Regions from separate parts of the Homo sapiens genome. Here regions 2 and 3 are each linked to region 1. A link is a contact called in ENCODE Hi-C or POLR2A ChIA-PET data. All regions are on one chromosome and are shown on one strand. The core of a region is the stretch at or near the end of the contact, and the rest is flanking DNA. Distances in the headings are between cores, read along the strand shown.

The links. Hi-C counts contacts between places; a loop is a spot of excess contacts on that map. ChIA-PET counts read pairs that join two places held with the same protein, here RNA polymerase II (POLR2A). Pooled maps may share reads with other maps.
Region 2: a map of sigmoid colon shows a loop between it and region 1 (5-fold over the local background). The contact joins the promoter of LINC01944 here to the enhancer-like site in region 1. A Hi-C loop is called at or near these places in 11 of 168 maps with a recorded cell type or tissue (Calu3, Right ventricle myocardium inferior, cardiac septum and 8 more) and 16 of 50 pooled maps. POLR2A ChIA-PET finds 5 or more read pairs at or near these places in 1 of 52 experiments (BJ).
Region 3: a pooled map shows a loop between it and region 1 (2.6-fold over the local background). The contact joins two enhancer-like sites. A Hi-C loop is called at or near these places in 3 of 168 maps with a recorded cell type or tissue (GM13977 and motor neuron) and 2 of 50 pooled maps. POLR2A ChIA-PET finds 5 or more read pairs at or near these places in 5 of 52 experiments (K562, MCF 10A, T-cell and 2 more).

The regions. Positions count from the first base shown.
Region 1 is chr5:172,695,093-172,698,510 of GRCh38, reverse strand. It overlaps LOC107986479 (a long non-coding RNA gene), which reads left to right. Exons shown (of 3, transcript XR_001742997.1): 2 at 791-935. Among named protein-coding and RNA genes, the nearest start is that of MIR5003, 35 kb to the right of the region's middle. RefSeq lists enhancers at 575-634, 705-864. Within about 2 kb of position 1,913, at least 13 of the 41 ENCODE cell types and tissues checked have a DNase peak (open chromatin) inside an H3K27ac peak, as active enhancers do; they include heart left ventricle, heart right ventricle, ovary and 1 more, where a contact is called at or near this core.
Region 2 is chr5:172,557,359-172,560,537 of GRCh38, reverse strand. It overlaps LINC01944 (long intergenic non-protein coding RNA 1944), which reads left to right and starts at 1,524. Exons shown (of 3, transcript NR_146726.1): 1 at 1,524-1,599; 2 at 2,443-2,671; 3 at 3,036-3,179.
Region 3 is chr5:172,931,148-172,934,464 of GRCh38, reverse strand. ERGIC1 (endoplasmic reticulum-golgi intermediate compartment 1) reads right to left here. Exons shown (of 10, transcript NM_001031711.3): 8 at 1,929-2,029. Among named protein-coding and RNA genes, the nearest start is that of MIR10523, 18 kb to the right of the region's middle. RefSeq lists an enhancer at 2,069-2,138 and a silencer at 3,086-3,155. Within about 2 kb of position 1,949, at least 21 of the 41 ENCODE cell types and tissues checked have a DNase peak (open chromatin) inside an H3K27ac peak, as active enhancers do.

The sequences.
Region 1 (3,418 bases), core at 664-3,163:
TGTTGCCCAGGCTGGAGTGCAATGGTGCAATCTCGGCTCCCTGAAACCTCTGCCTCCTGGATTCAAGCGATTCTCCTGCCTCAGCCTCCTGAGTAGCTGGGATTACAGGCGCCCGTCACCACGCCCGGCTAATTTTTGTATTTTTGGTAGAGACGGGGTTTCATCATTTTGGCCAGGCTGGTCTCGAACTCCTGACCTCAAGTTATCCACCTACCTCGGCCTCCAGAAGTGCAGACGTGAGCCACCGTGCCCTGCCCCAGAGCAAACTTCTTTTGAACCAGCTGGGGCATAAATATCTCAAGCACTGGGGAGGCACTTTTTTTTTTTTGATGGCCAAAGGTGCAGTTTTAGCTGCATTGTCATTTCTGTCTATCTTTGAGGGTTTAAAAATATTGCATTTTCCTCCCCTACTTGTTTTATTCTAATGTGCCCGGCACAGGGTCAGACGTGCGGGTTAAACGGAGCGGGTCAGGTCAGTAGGACCGGAGTAAAGAAACGTCGTGTCCATGTGCCATCCTCCCAGCATTGCAGGGGCGGGGAGATCCTTTCCCAGCCCCAGCCCCAGCCCACCACACCCTCAGCTCCAGTCCACCCCCAAACGCAGACTTGACCCCAGACCCAGACTCAATGTCACCCTGACGTGCCTCCTCAAGGTTACCCAGATCCACAAGGCCATTTGCAGGAGTCTGGCTTCCCGGTCGTTGCGGCTTCTGCAGGATGCGCTCGGGGGGATGGTAGGGGGTGTAAATCTGTCCAGCACCTGGACCTTGACCAATGTCTTTCTGCTCAGGTCTTTGCCACTTCTCACCGTGGCCACTAGAGAGCGACAGTGCTCCATCTTCTAGAAAGAAACCGTCCAATCCCCGCGCCTTCTGCCGAGGAGCCTGGCGAGCCACCTCCCTGAACTTCAGGACTTTCAGTTTCACTCCCTTATGGTGAGGGCGCGGAAAGGGAAGCCCGAGGGGACGGGGCCCTTACCCAGGATCACTCCCAGCCCAGGCCGTTTCATTGCCCTTTGCCTGTCCGTCCATCCTTTCCTGGGAGGCCAAGGGGAGCTTGCCCTGTGGGAGGAAGCCTGCTCAGGAGCGCCAGCCAGCAGGGTCGTGTGAACCTCTTGGAGAAAGGCTGGTTTGTTGCAGAAGGCAAATGTCTCTTGGGACCTTTGCCCCCACCCTGGAGGGCTCCTCCAGCACGGGGCCCATCAGCTTCTGCGTTTGGGCAGCTCCTTTCTGCAGGGAGTGCTCAGGAGGAGCTTCTGCCTGCCAAGGGCTGTCCAGCATCTAAGGTCCAGCTCGGGTAGTACCTTGCGGGAGGCTCCCCCAAGCCGGGTCTGTATTCATAACACCTCCAGATGAAATAACTCCAGGGTGGAAAGATAGCAAGGTCAGCCGGGAGGGATGGCCCTGGAGTAGGTTCTAGACAGCCCTGGGACCACCTGTCAGAGGGACAGAGGCAGAAGGGAGTCTGCCATTGCTCAGAGTCATGTAGGGAACTCTTTTTGTGCTGATCAGGGGTGGGGTGGCACCAGAAAAAGGAGACGGAGTCAGCGTGGGAAACTGCGGGCAGATGGGGAAGCCAGAGAGGGTTCCTGGGAACATCCTGGTGTTTCTTTCCTGGGGTGGCCGTGGCAATCTCTCAGAGCCCCATCTCCATCCCTCTGAGGTGGGGTGGTTGTCCCTGGGGAACCCAAAGTGGGCTTGGGCCAGCGTTGAGGCTGGGGGGGCCAGCGTGGCTGCAGGCAGCTCCCCGCTCAGCTCAGTTGGGGAAGGCTTGGTGCTTCCCACGCCCCTCCTGGAATGCGGGGCTGCTCCTGGGAGTTGAGCAAAAGTGTGGCTTTCCCCTTGGAGTCTGAGGTCGGTCAGCCTCCCAGGCCTGGGGCCAGCGCTCTTGACTGGGAACCAAGACAAGCAAGGGGCGGGGGCCTGGGCCAGCCCCGAGGCCTGGCACGACCCCACCAGCAGATCACCACTCCGGTTCATTCTTTGTGGAAGGGAGGTGTGCTAATGCCAGAAATTCCACGCTGGGTGTGGGTGAGGGGTGTACACACTAAGACTCTCCTGTTTGGTAGACCCTGTGTTGGGAGCCGGGGATGCGCCGCGTCACCTGCAGATGCTGCTGACAGTGTCGCAGGGCAGGCTCACTGAGGTGGCACGGGAGGCCCAGGAGGTTGTAGGAGGATGGAGGCAGCCCCTGGCCCAGATGGGACAGGGGAGGGCATGGGCGAGGGGTAGCTGGTGTAGCAGGGTCTAGAATACTCCTAAAAAACATTTAGCACCTGCTATATGCCAGCCACTTTCTGACACAATTTGACACCCCTCTTCCTTCGAAGCTGCAGAAACTGAGGTTCAGAGAGGGTATGTAACTTGCCCAAGATCCCACAGCACAGGCAGGCCTGTCCCCTCAGCTGGAGGGAACTCACCCACCACACTAGACCCCATCACACTGGAAACCCCAGCTCAGAGCTAAGATGCCAGGATGCAGCCTCCTAAGGGCTGAGGGAGGGTGTGGTCTTACAGGGCCCACGTAGGGGCCACGAGGGGGAGGCTCAGAAGGGGGCATCCCCATCGTGCAGCTACAGGGGGCACATTCACGTAAAGTTTGGTATGTGAGAGGCACCCTTAGGAAGCCCAGTGGGGAGGGCAGGTCCTCTGCTGGCTGGGGCAGAGCATGGATGTGAACTCAGTTAGGCCGGCCCAGCCCTCCTAAGCAGGCCCACATGCTCCTGAAAGGATGGCCAAGGTCTTCGCTGGCCAGTCGGAGAGTCAGGAGAGTCAGGCTGTCTGTCTGGGGAGAAGGGTTTAGACCTGGGAAGGCCCAAGCTGAGAGGGGAGGAGGCTGACGAAAGGGGATCAGGCTGCCTGAGGCATTTCGTTTTGATGCATCTCCTCCCCAACACACCCCACTGCTGGGCTTCTGGAAGCTTCTCCATAGGTGTATTTAACAGCCAAGGTCGGGGTTCTGTTCCCATAGCTCGATGCCTGGAATAATCGTGTTTTCCACATCCCTGTGTGGGAGCTTCCAAGAGCTGGGAGATCAGAGCCTGAAGGGAAAAGCAAATATTCCCTGTCCCTGGAATTGAACGGATAGGCATTGTGTGAGTCAGGACACAGCTGATGTTCTTCTAGAAAAAGCCCTTCGAGGTGCTGAATCTGGCTGTTTTTTTCTTGTCCTTTTCTTCTTACTCTCCTTCCTCCTTTCCCTCCCCCTCCTCCTGACAATGTACCCACAGACATGCTGTGATGTGGTGGAAAGAGCCAGGCCTGGTTCAAATCCTGGCCCCACAGCTCCTAAGCAGTGTGATGTGGGGCAGCCCCTTCCCCTCCCTGTAAAATGGGACCGTAATACAATGGGTGGCTGGTGGGAGTCTGTGAAATCACAGCTGCAAATGTTCTAGGCCCATTTGCACTTGGGAACCAGG
Region 2 (3,179 bases), core at 275-2,774, 140 kb after region 1:
CAGTAAGATACCTACTAACCCCTACTAACAACATGGCTAAAATTTAAAAGATTTCCAATATCAAGTGATGGCAAGGATATGGAGTAACTAGAACTCTTAGACATTGCTGATGGGAGTGTAAAATGTACAGCCTCTTTGGGAAAAGACTGGAAGTTCCTTATAAAACTAAACATACATTTATAATATGCACTAATAACTCCACTGATATTTACTCTCCTGGTATTTACTCAAGAGAAATGAGAGCATATGTTCACCCAAAGACTGGAAACAACCTAAAATGGTTATTAGTAAATGAATGAGTAAATTAATTGTGTCGTGTCCACATAAATGCAATACAACTTGGCACTAAAAAGGAATGGACCCGGCCGGGTGTGATGGCTCACGCCTGTTATCTCAGCACTTTGGGAGGCCCGGGGGGGGTGGATCACTTGAGGTTGGGAGTTCGAGACCAGCCTGGCCAATATGGTGAAACCCTATCTCTACTAAGAATACAAAAATTAACCGCGTGTAGGGGTGCACGCCTGTCATCCCAGCTACTAAAAATACAAAAATTAGCCAGGCGTGGTGGTGGGTCCCTATAATCCCAGCGACTCGGGAGGCTGAGGCAGGAGAATTGCTTGAACCTGGGAGGCGGAGGTTGCAGTGAGTCGAGATCGCGCCACTGCACTCCAGACTGGGCGACAAAGCAAGACTCCATCTCGAAAGAAAAAAAAAAAAAGGAATGGACCTGTGATTCACTCAGCAATGTAGGTGAATCTCAGAAACATTTCGTGGCATGAAAATAGCCTGATGCCAAAGAGTCCATCCTAGGTGATTTCATCCATATAAAATTTTAGAAAAGGTGAAACCAACACATAGTGACAGAAGGCAGATTAGTGATTAGTTAGGGCAGAGTGGGTATTGACAGATGGGGCAAGAGGAAATGTTATTGGAGAGATTCTAAATCTTGATGGGGGGGGGTGATGATTTTTTGGTTTTGTGGGTTTTGTAGGTTTTTAGTAGGTTTATCCAAACTGTGAATTTTATTGTACGTGGATTATATCTCAATAAAGCTGAGAGCGTGCAAAAGACTTTATTCCTTCCAGCCAGGTCCATGGGTCCCAGCACTGCTGCCTCCTTAACTGGTTGCAAAACAGAAACCGGCACTCTCTCTCCTCTCTCCTTTCTCAGGTTCCTGGGCCAGTCTCCCAAGACAGTGAGTAATTAGCCGCGAAAGAGTCTTGGATGTGAAGCCAAAAACAACAGCAGTGTCACATCAGATGCTGAGACATCTCCAGCTAAGAGCTGAGCTCAGCCCCCACCCGCCCCCTCCACCCCCCAGCCGCAGCCACCAGCAGAAGGAAAACAGCCCCGTGCGGCTGAGTTCAACCAGGGCTGCCTTTCTCCACCGTGTCCGCCATTCTGGTCTCGTGCCGCAGCAGGCATTGCTAGATGATTGCCGTCATGGCTCATACTAACAATAAATAGGTCCTCCCGGGGACCCACCACCCAAACTCCTTGTGCCGGGAACAGCTACTAAAGGGGAGGCCCTTTCCATATTCCGCTTCATTCTCCCCTCCTGGCGTGCCTCAAGGAACGACCACTGTCCCCAGGTTACAGGTGAGGAAGCCGAGGCTCTGAAATATGACTGCGCCAAGTGGCCAGAATCTCGAGCAGCCTGACTGCCTCCCGCCCCAGCCCCTGGAGGCCTCGAGTCCTCCTTTACAGAAATGCCTCCCACCCCCAGCCCAGTTCATTCCAGCAGCCTCCGAGCTCCCCCTTCTCCATCCCTCCCTGCGGTCTGAGCCCTGCCTTCCGAGCCCTGCCTTCCCAGTGTGGAAGGGGAACTGGGTGGGGTAAGGCACCTCTGTTTTCTCACGAAAAAGTCCCTCTCTAGGGCGGAGGCCCTTGAAGAAGAAGGAAAGGCTGTGGGGATTGATGGGCCCCTGGAGGACTGTCATGGGGGGTGGGTGTCTGCAAGTCCAGAGGCACATCCTGCCCCCTTTCAGGGGCCTCTGGTGTGGGGTCTGGAAGTGAGTGGCTGGTGCAGGCTGTGGTCTTCCTGCTAAGCCACTAGGGCTGCTGGGGCCATAGCCTCCAGAGCCTGCTCACAACTGGTCTACTCAGCCTCCAGTCCAAGCCGCTGAGCACAGATCTCAGGGCCCTGCACGTTCTGGGCCGTGCCTCCTGACATCTGAGATGAGAACGAGCCCTCCAGGAGGTCCCATATGATGTGCCCCTGTGACCTGCATTGTCTGGAGGCAGTAGACCCAGTAGTTGGTGACCAGGAGTGAAAATCTGAACAGTCTCCTGTGTGTCCCTGGGCAACTTGCTCAACCTCACTGATCTCTGAAAATGGGCACGATAATAGGACCTGGGTGGTTGAGAGTACACCACAGGACCACATGTGCCTTTCTTGGCCCACACTGGTCCTTCTGCCTGGAATTATTTTCCACTTGTCAGGTGCTTCTTCACCCCAACAAGGCTCAATCAAGTGTGTTCTTCTCTGGGAAGCTGCAGACATCTGACCCCAGGCCACAGAGTCATACCCAGTCTGGCTCCCACAGCCCTCCCAGGCTGTCTGGTGTCAGTGCAGTGCTGTGGATGGGAACACACCTCTACCATGTTGAGCTGCTCTGAGGTTTAAATGCGTTACTGCTAATTGGGATCTTGGAACAACTCCTGGTGCATAGTGAGTACTCAAGAAAATGTGATGTCTCTTTATTCTCTTAGCAACTTTTGTCCTGGGTGAAAGTTGTCTGCCCTCCTCACCGGCCTGCAGGCTCTTCTAGGGCAGGATGGGGCTTGGTTCCTGTCTGCATCTGGTGAATCCCCTGACACACATTAGGTATCCTTACTCAAGGGAAGAGGGGCTTGCCTTTGGGACGGGGATGATGAAACTCAGCAGCCTTTGCAGGGTTTGTGATTTAGCCTGTGTCATTTTTGTGTGTCAGCGTAACTCTGGCTTGGCTTAGCTCTGTCAAACTCTGTGGGATAAGAAGAGCAGAGCATGAACCTGAAAACACACCCCAACCCCAAATTATTTCTGTTTCCAGGACACACACAGGACAGACTGGAATAAATACTGGTGGTTTATCACAGGAAGGCTGGCCTCAGCTTGGGAGAGTAAGCGTGCATGCATACACAGCCAGCTGATTTATTGTGACCCGAGCCAAGCACTGAACAGAGCGAGGCCATTT
Region 3 (3,317 bases), core at 700-3,199, 240 kb before region 1:
CCCTGCCACCAACCTTCCTGAGAATGCACACAGCAGGGACTAAGGATACTACGAGGCTGAGCTAACAGTGCATCCTTGGGCCAGCCCCTCCCTCCCTCAGGGACTTGGCTTCCCCATCTAAACACGGATGGGCCTGGGATGATGATCCCTGGGATCTCTCCAGTTTGGGCACTTCAAGGTGCTAAAGTCTGCAACAACTGGAGGCCAAATTGAACCACTGGGGTACCCCCAACCCCACATGCTGAGCCTGAGGAGCCCAGGCCACTCCGGGGGTAAGTAACACTGAGCCCTGACCTCCCGCTGGGTCGCTGCTGCCTGCTCCCAGGGCAGAGTGCGGCTGCAGCCATAGAGAAGCTAAGCAAGCTGTATTTGGCTGCTGGGCCTTGCCAAAGCATTGGGAAAAGGAGCTTTGTGCAAGGGAAGACCAGCTTTCTCCAGGAGAGCTGCTGGGGCAGGATGACTGTCTGGGTCACAACCCAGAGCTGAGGGACAGAGAAAAAGAGTGAAAAATAGCAGCAGTCAGTATCACTTACCTAAAGGCTTTTTTTTTTTGGTGGGCTAGGCATTTTTGAAAACATTGCCTCATGTGACAGCACTCTTATAAAGTATCATCTCCATTTTATGAATGAGTAAACTGAGGCACACAGTGGCTATGTGACATGTCCGGGGTCAATAGCTAGTGAATGACTGAGCTGGAATTTGAACTGCAGCGTGGTCCTGAGCTTGCATCTGTGCTTTTCCATCTGTTAGCTGCTATGAGCATGTGAGGGTTACAATGAGATGCCCCCTGTGAAACAGTGAATAAAAGAAACAGGGGCTCCCGGGAACATCAATTTAGGGTGAGTCAGAACAGAGGGACTAAGTCATTGGACAGAGAGCAGCTCGCAGGTGGGCAGACTCACAGCCCCTTCCTCAGACCGAGGCGTGAGGTGATCAAGAAGCCAGGCTCTGGAGCCCAAGGAAAACCTGTTCTAATCCCCACTCAGCCACTTTATAGCTCTACAACCACCTCTCAGTGCCTCAATGGTCAAATCAACAAAATGGGCTCAATAACAGTCTCAACATCAGAGCTGTCATGATGATTGAGAAGACGGAAGAAGAGAGCTTAGCATGTCTAGCCCCCAGGAAGTACTCAATGAGTGACAGCTATGCCTCCTACTGTTGTTATAATTAACTGAGCTAAACAGGTATCACTTATAAGGGGTTTGGGCAGCCTTGGAACAGAAGAAAAAGGACAGTCCTGGTGGTAAGTGGGAAAAACCCATCCGCCAGGGTCTAGCAGGGGCATTTCAACCAACAGGTTTCAAGTATTCATGTCCCATTGGTGGGATACCCCCAGGGAAGCCCAAGGCTGTCTTGTCTTGAGACCACTAATTGCTGGGTCATCCCACTCTGCAGACTCTGACCATGCTCTGCTGCCCACTAAGGCCTGGCGTCTTCTCCATGACTTTGAGTGTTGGGGTCCTGGGGACACCCCTGTCAATCAACAGCAAATTAATCAACAGCCATCTTGGTGTGACTCAGTAGCCTCATGAGTTTGGGTAAAGTGCCTGTGCCCTGAGAGCAGGAGTGTCTGTCTGTGTTGAGCACCCAGGGGTCTGTGTCTGAAGGACTCGGACCAGATGCAGGGCTGTTTGAGACCTGCAACCCCAGGACCTTTGTAGGACAGAGACTACCTGCTCTTTGTCAAACGCATCACACCCTATCTCCTGGTTAGATCTGTTCTCCTTGACTCTGAGACTGCCACATGGCAGGGACTGGGCTTTTCAATTTTACCCAGGGACAGCGCCTGGCCCAAGCTAACCCCCAGGAAAGGCCTCCAGAAAGGAATCAGAAGAAAGTGCGTCGGTGCAGCCGCCTGTCATCTCTGCTCTCCGTCAGCAGAGGGCGCCGCCGCACACAGCTCGGCCCAGCCACCGCCCGCGCACCTTGTTGGCCACCGTGTACTGGTAGGAGTACCGCTGCTTGCCACTCTTGTCCTCATAAACCGTGGGCACAATCTTCAGGATGTAGTCGTGGGAGGCCAGGGCTGCGGGAAGGACACAGCAGAATGAAGCAGGGGGACGGGCACTGCCCGCTGACAGCTCTATGTCATTTCAATCCTAAGCCTAAATTCCCTGGGCACGGCAGGGGGCTCATTCCCCAGTTTTACCACCAACCAACTGCTCTTCATCTTCTCCCCTTGGATACCGGGAATTGGGAGACTCTATCCATCAGGATCTTTCCTCCTGCACTGTGCACATCATTAAAATTCTGGAAACAACCCAAATGTCCATCAATAGAGCAACCATGAAAGAGTGAGTGTTGGCCAGGCGTGGTGGCTCACGCCTGTAATCCCAGCACTTTGGGAGGCCGAGGTGGGTGGATCATCTGCAGTCAGGAGTTCGAGACCAGCCTGCCCAAGATGGTGAAACCCCGTCTCTACTAAAAATTCAAAAATTAGCCAGGCGTGGTGGCAGGTGCCTGTAATCCCAGCTACTCAGGAGGCTGAGGCAGGAGAATCGCTTGAACCTGGGAGGCGGAGGTTGCAGTGAGCTAAGGTCATGCCACTGCACTCCAGCCTGGGCGATAGAGCAAGACTCTGTCTCAAAAAAAAAAAAAAAAAAAGTGTGGGTGCTAGGAGCAGCTATTCTCCAACAGGGAAAAGAACCAAGTCATGGGACAGGATACACATGTGTCCATGGATTGGGGGAGGAGGAGACACTCTGTATCCATGTAAATATATAGGAGAATTATCTGGAAAGATGCCCAAGGAACCACGGGCAGCTTTAGCTTCTGGGGAGGAAGGCAGGATTTGAGAAAGATCCCATTTCATTGTACATCCTCTGACATTGTCTGAATAGTTTTACTTTTAAAACAAACTAGGTTTCAGTATTAAAAAGAAAAGAGCCTATCAACCAGAAAAACTGCACCAATGAAGCACTGATGAACTGAGAATGGGGAAAGAAATCAACGGCAGATCAGTTCTTCCTGGATGGGGGAGCTGCTGAAGGCAGGGATGGAGCCTTACTCAACTCTGTGTCCCCAGAGCCCCGTGCAGGGCCTGGTACCAAGTGGACCGTGGCAAATGCTTACTGAATGAATGAACGGATGGAAGGATGATTGGACAGGGGCATGAATGAAAGCACAGATGAATCAGCTGCTGATAAGCGTGAGGTAACTGGAATCCAATGCTGGGCTGATAGAATGCTGGCCCAGAGCTGCCAAATATCACTCAGGAAAGGTATGAACTCTCCTGGGCCTTCTGGGATGCTTACAGGAAGCTCATGGGCCTTCCACAATCTCGGGTCACGGACTACAGAGCTAAAATAACACAG